Regions from separate parts of the Homo sapiens genome. Here region 1 is linked to region 2. The links are chromatin contacts, found by Hi-C in ENCODE. All regions are on one chromosome and are shown on one strand. The core of a region is the stretch at or near the end of the contact, and the rest is flanking DNA. Distances in the headings are between cores, read along the strand shown. Region 1 has its middle 5.2 kb from the start of MIR492. Region 2 overlaps PLXNC1 (plexin C1).

Region 1 (3,048 bases), core at 327-2,826, 580 kb before region 2:
TTTGAGACGGAATGTCACTTTGTCTCAAAATCATATAGTTCATTGCAGCCCAAAACTCCTGGGCTCAAGTGGATTCTCCCACCCCAGGCTCCCCTCCTGCCTCAGCCTCCTGAATAGCTGGGAGCACAGGCATATGCCACCATACCTAGCTAATTTTTTATTTATTTATTTTTAAAGACGGGCTCTTGCTATGTTGCCCAGGCTGGTCTAGAACTCCTGGCCTCCCAAAGCACTGGGATTATAAGCATGAACCACTGCGTCTGGTTGATGAGAACTTTTAAATAAATGCTTTCCTTTAAGGTGATGGGGAAGATTTTATCTTTTCTTCTCATTCATGACTTGTTGAGAGTTTCGTGACAGCATATCTCTTGAGGAAGCACTAAGCATTTAATCAAGAAAGAGAGAGGAGAAAGCAAAACCTCTCTGTAAATGAATTAATATTGATGCACTTTCAGAATTTGTTCTTTGGGTGTGTTAATAACTCATTCTATGCGGGTCTTCAAAGTGCTGAGTGATGGGACCATAGCCAGAAGCAACAGGCTAGAGCCTTGCCATGCTTGGGGGCTTATCACTTTTCATCCAGGTCCTCGCAGCAGTGGTAATTAGGAAAGACCCTTGGGGTACAGCCTCCAGTGAAAATAGAGGATACATGCTGTTCCTCCTGGATGCATGGTCATCATGGCTATGGTATTCATTAGTGAGAGAGGCTCTGATGCATCCCAAACTGGGGGTGTCTGGGCAACCTCAGGGATTTTATGGGAACCTGAAGCCTTAGGATACACGTGCTGCATCTTCTTGGAGCATTGCTTTGTTTGGTTTAGTTTTCACACTTTTTTTTTTTTTTTTTTGAGACAGAGTCTCACCTTATCGCCCACGCTAGAGTGCAGTGGCGCGATCTCAGCTCACTGCAACCTCCACCTCCCGGGTTCAAGCGATTCTCCTACCTCAGCCTCCTGAGTACCTGGGATTACAGGCGCGTGCCACCACACCCAGCTTATTTTTATATTTTTAGTAGAGACAGGGTTTTATCATGTTGGCCAGGCTGGTCTCGAACTCCTGACCTCAGGAGATCCACCCACCTCGGCCTCCCAAAGTGCTGGGATTACAGGCATGAGCCACCACGCCTAGCCTAATATGAGTATCTTAAACAACATGGTATGTTCATCAAAATGAAAACATTTACCTTGGTACAACACTGTTAACTTTAGTTGTTAACTACATACTTTATTCACATTTTCCCAGTTTTTCCTCGAATGTTATTTTCTGTTCCAGGATCCAATCCACATTTTATTTAGTTGTCATGTCTCCTTAGTCTCCTCCGATGTATGATACTTTCATCTTCCCTTGTCTTATATGGCTGCTATAGTTTGGATGTTTGACCCTTGCTAATCTCATGTTGAAATCTGATTTCCAGTGTAGGAAGTGGGTGCCTAATGGGAGGTGTTTGGGTCATGGGGGTGGATCCCCAGTGAATAGCTTGGTGCTGTCCTTGTGGTAATGAGTGAGTTTTCACTCTGTTAGTTCCCATGAGAGCTGGTTGCTAAAAAGAGCCTAGCACCTGTACTCTCTTTCTCTCTCTTTTTTTGTGATAAGGTCTTGTTCTTTCACCCCGGTTGAAGTGGACTGGTGTGATCACGGCTCACTGCAGCCTCAACCTCCTGGGCTCAAGAGATCATCGCACCTCAACTCCCCGAGTAGCTGTGACTTAAGGCACGCATCACCTTGCCCAGTTAATTTTTCTATTTTTTGTAGAGATGGCGTTTCACTATGTTGTCCAGGCTGGTCTCGAACACCTGGGCTCAAGAGATTCTCCCCTTTTGGCCTCCCAAATTGTTGGGATTACAAACATGAGCCACCGTGCCCGGCCCCTCTCCTCTCTCTTGCTTCTCCTCTCACCATGTGATCTCTGCACACACCAGTTCCCTTTCACCTTCTGCCATGAGTGGGAGCAGCCTGAGGCCCTCACCAGAAGCAGATGCTGGCACCATGCTTCTTGAATAGCCTGCAGAACCATGAGCCAAGCATGCAGATGTTGCTTTATAACAACACTAAAAGGCTTGAGACGTATGACCTTGACACTTTTGAAGAGTCGTGTTCAGGCATTTTATAGAATGTTCTTCCATTTGGGTTTGTCTAGTGTCTTCTCAGGATTAGACTGAGGTTATGGACTTTGGGGACAAATACGATTCAGGTGATACGCTGTTCTCACTGCGTCCTTTGAAGGAGTACATGATGTCAAGATGGCTTGGTACTGGTGATGTCTCATGTCTGCTAGGTTTCACTACTGTAAGGTTACTGTCTTTCCCTTTCCATCATTGATTAAGTAGAGAGGAATCACCAAGTCCAGCCCATACTCAGGGCATGGGGGGATTAAGTTCCACCTCATGGAGGAGTATCAAAGAGTCTGTGGACATATTTTAAAACCACCACAGTAATTAATATTTGTATTAGTATTCAGCTAGGAGATATTTTAAGGTTGTGCAGATAATGTTTCTCCATAAAGTTTCACACATTAATTTTATCTTCATCAGTGGATCTTGTTAAAGCAGTTATTACTATGGTGTTTAATCATGATTTCTTCTTTTCTTTCTTAAAAAAAAATTTATAAACTGTAAAGTTCTGTATTAATGTCCATAATCCTGCTGTCACCGAAAGTGCAACAGCTGATCATTCCCAGGAAGACTGAAGGCCATAATTTTTTTTAGGGCAAACATTTCTGCTCCAGTGAAATACAGGTGATTTTCTATTTTCCTAATTCTTTCTATAATTATTAATTGGAATTCTTTTGTAAGGAAGATCTGTCCCTTTTGCTATATTTACTTAGTCACTTATTTATTTCAGTATAGGCTCACAGATATTTGTTTTATTCTATGATCTTATACTACTATCCCCCCTTTTTTCCCTCTAATTTGTTCCAGCTTTGGCTATTGGGAACTCCTTCAGTTTGGCTTATACGTCCATTTGACATGCCCCATCTTTCTTCTTTTTTCCTTTTCTCACCCTTTCCTTTTTAAAAAAAGCACCTCCTTTGCTTTCTGGCATTCTAAG
Region 2 (2,707 bases), core at 35-2,534:
GATGATGATAACACTATGAACATCAGGCAGTCACTGGGCTAAAAATGAAAACGTAGAGACTTACATGCATATCTTCAGTGAAGATGTGGGTGAAGCCACCTGACTGAGAGGAAGGAGACACTTTTATTATTCATAACATCCAAAGGAAATGAAGAGTGTATTTTTGTTATAATACCCAAGTCCGTTTTAATAAAGTAGAGACACTATTTGCTAATCTGAAGCGCCCCTGGGTTTATGGTGGCTGCGTATTCTCTAATACATAATAAATAATTATTCAGCTTTCAAGAAACGCCACTGAATTCCGAAAGCCTCTAAGAATAATAATTATCATGGCATTAGTTCCAGGTTTGGTAGATGAAGGTATCATCCCACGTTTTAGAAGAAGTGATTTAAGAGTTAAAGAAGGGGTCATTGATGAAGATTATGCAAATATCAGACCCCTCTTCAAGCAATTTACCTTCTAAAGATAAAGACTAAATTACGTTGTTAAGTTTTACAAGTCTTACCTAAGTAGCATCTACTGTTTCAATACACAATGATATTGAAAGACAGGGGGTAGTTAAAAGCATAGAATCTGGACCAAACTACTTGGGTTCCAGTCCTGGTTTTAATCACATACTGGTCACATGACGTGGGATGTGTTACCTAACCTCTCTGTGTCTGACTTGCCTCATCTCTGAAATGGGGACAGTAATGGTTCCCACCTCAGAGGTTTAGTGTGAAAATAAAATGGGTGCAGAGTAAGTGCCCTGTGTCAGTTATCATTACTGGTTTTATTCCTAATTTATAGCAAACTAGACCACAATGCTATCACCCCACTGGTTTCTAAATGCTAGGTAGCTCTGGAATATAAAAAGGGTTTATAGTGTATCATCAATCTTATTAAAAATCAATGGTTAAACTTTAAAAGTATGTTAAGCAATACTTTAAGTCCACAGAATGAGACTCTAAACTCAAAACATTCAAGTTTTTCTTCTTTTTTGATAATAATAGAAACTTTGAGCTAATTTTATATCTTGTGAAGTAAATTTCTTCTGTAGAGAATTTTGCTTCATAGTTTCAAATCTGCAAGCCCAAGCAAAAGACCTGAAACTATTTTGGCCATATCCTCCCCTAGTAAAAAGCAAAAAAGCCCCAAAAAAACAAACCAAAAAAACCCCCAGACCCTAGGTTTGCATTTTCTGGTTCTTAATATTTTTCTGCTGAACCAACTTCATGTAAATAGACAGGAGAAACAGGTTGATTCTTAATCGTAAATACGGAAGTGCCGCCCTGGTTCTCTCTGTGTGTTTTTTTGTTTGTTTTGTTTTTTTGAGACGGAGTCTTGCTCTGTCGCCCGGGCAGGAGTGCAGTGGCGCGATCTCGGCTCACGGCAACCTCTGCCTCCCGGGTTCAAGCAATTCTTTATTTTTTTTTGAGACGGAATCTCCCTCTGTCGCCCAGGCTGGAGTGCAGTGGCGTGATCTCGGCTCACTGCAACCTCCGCCTCCCAGGTTCAAGCAATTCTTTTTATTTATTTATTATTTTTTTTGAGACAGAGTCTCGCTCTGTCGCCCAGGCTGGAGTGCAGTGTGGCGCTATCTCGGCTCACTGCAAGCTCCGCCTCCCAGGTTCACACCATTCTCCTGCCTCAGCCTCCCGAGTAGCTGGGACTACAGGCGCCCGCCACCATGCCTGGCTAATTTTTTTGTATTTTTAGTAGAGACGGGGTTTCACTGTGTTAGCCAGGATGGTCTTGATCTCGGGTTCAAGCAATTCTCTGCCTCAGCCTCCCGAGTAGCTGGGATTACAGGTGCACGCCACCATGCCTGGCTAATTGTGTATTTTTAGTACAGACGGGGTTTCACCATGTTGGCCAGGCTGGTCCCTAACTCCTGACCTCAAGTGATCCACCCGCCTCGGCCTCCCAAAGTGCTGGGATTACAGGCTTGAGCCACCGCGCCTGGACCCGTGGCTCTCTGAGTTTTAAGGCTGCTTCCTCCTTTCATTCAAATTTCCCTTTTCTTCAGCTTAGATCCTCTGCCTACCCTTATTTCTTCTCCTACTTTATGCAAAGCAAAGAAGAGTCAATAAAATAAAAAGCAAGGCTTTAAAAGCCAAAACCGACAGGCAGAGCAAAGAACCCTGGCCTCCTTTGAGAACCTACAATCTCCTCTGGATTTTGCCTGTTGCTTTTTTGTAGGTGCTGAACACCCAAATCCTACCCCCACAGCCCCCAACCTCCAGGCCTAGAGGATTCGGCTTCTGATCAATCCATAAAGAGCCTAATTAATACCAGGACTTATCTGCAGCCTGGAATGCATTTAAGTGGCATTGTCTTCTTACGATCTGTTTCCCTGTTCTATCTTTTCTTAATTATTATAAAATCAGTTTTGACTTAGGTCTTCTTGAAAGGGTTCTGACAAATTTATGCATGTTTTTTCCTGGGTTCTCTCCTTTAAACAACTTCTGACTTCAATTTTTATGACTTTCCCAGTTGTTTTTCAAGATTATACACAACACTGAGTTAAATCAGTTTGCCTCCTTTGCAACTATCTCTCTTCTCCTAAAATAAGGTAGCATTGTTCCTGGGATCTTTTTTTTTTTTTTTTTTTTGGAAACACTCAACTTGCAACAGTGTTCCTTTACATTCATTACTCTATCTTGTTCTTGATTACCAAATTTAGAAGATAAGAACATTTCTTTTTTCAGGCCACAGATTATTCAG

The links. A loop is a pair of places that touch in the nucleus more often than their neighbours do. Pooled maps may share reads with other maps.
Region 1: a pooled map shows a loop between it and region 2 (2.9-fold over the local background). The contact joins two enhancer-like sites. A Hi-C loop is called at or near these places in 4 of 37 single-sample maps with no recorded cell type and 2 of 50 pooled maps.

The regions. Positions count from the first base shown.
Region 1 is chr12:94,838,024-94,841,071 of GRCh38, reverse strand. No RefSeq gene overlaps it. Among named protein-coding and RNA genes, the nearest start is that of MIR492, 5.2 kb to the right of the region's middle. Within about 2 kb of position 1,576, at least 2 of the 41 ENCODE cell types and tissues checked have a DNase peak (open chromatin) inside an H3K27ac peak, as active enhancers do.
Region 2 is chr12:94,256,733-94,259,439 of GRCh38, reverse strand. PLXNC1 (plexin C1) reads right to left here. Exons shown (of 31, transcript NM_005761.3): 18 at 65-103. Among named protein-coding and RNA genes, the nearest start is that of PLXNC1-AS1, 82 kb to the right of the region's middle. Within about 2 kb of position 1,284, at least 2 of the 41 ENCODE cell types and tissues checked have a DNase peak (open chromatin) inside an H3K27ac peak, as active enhancers do.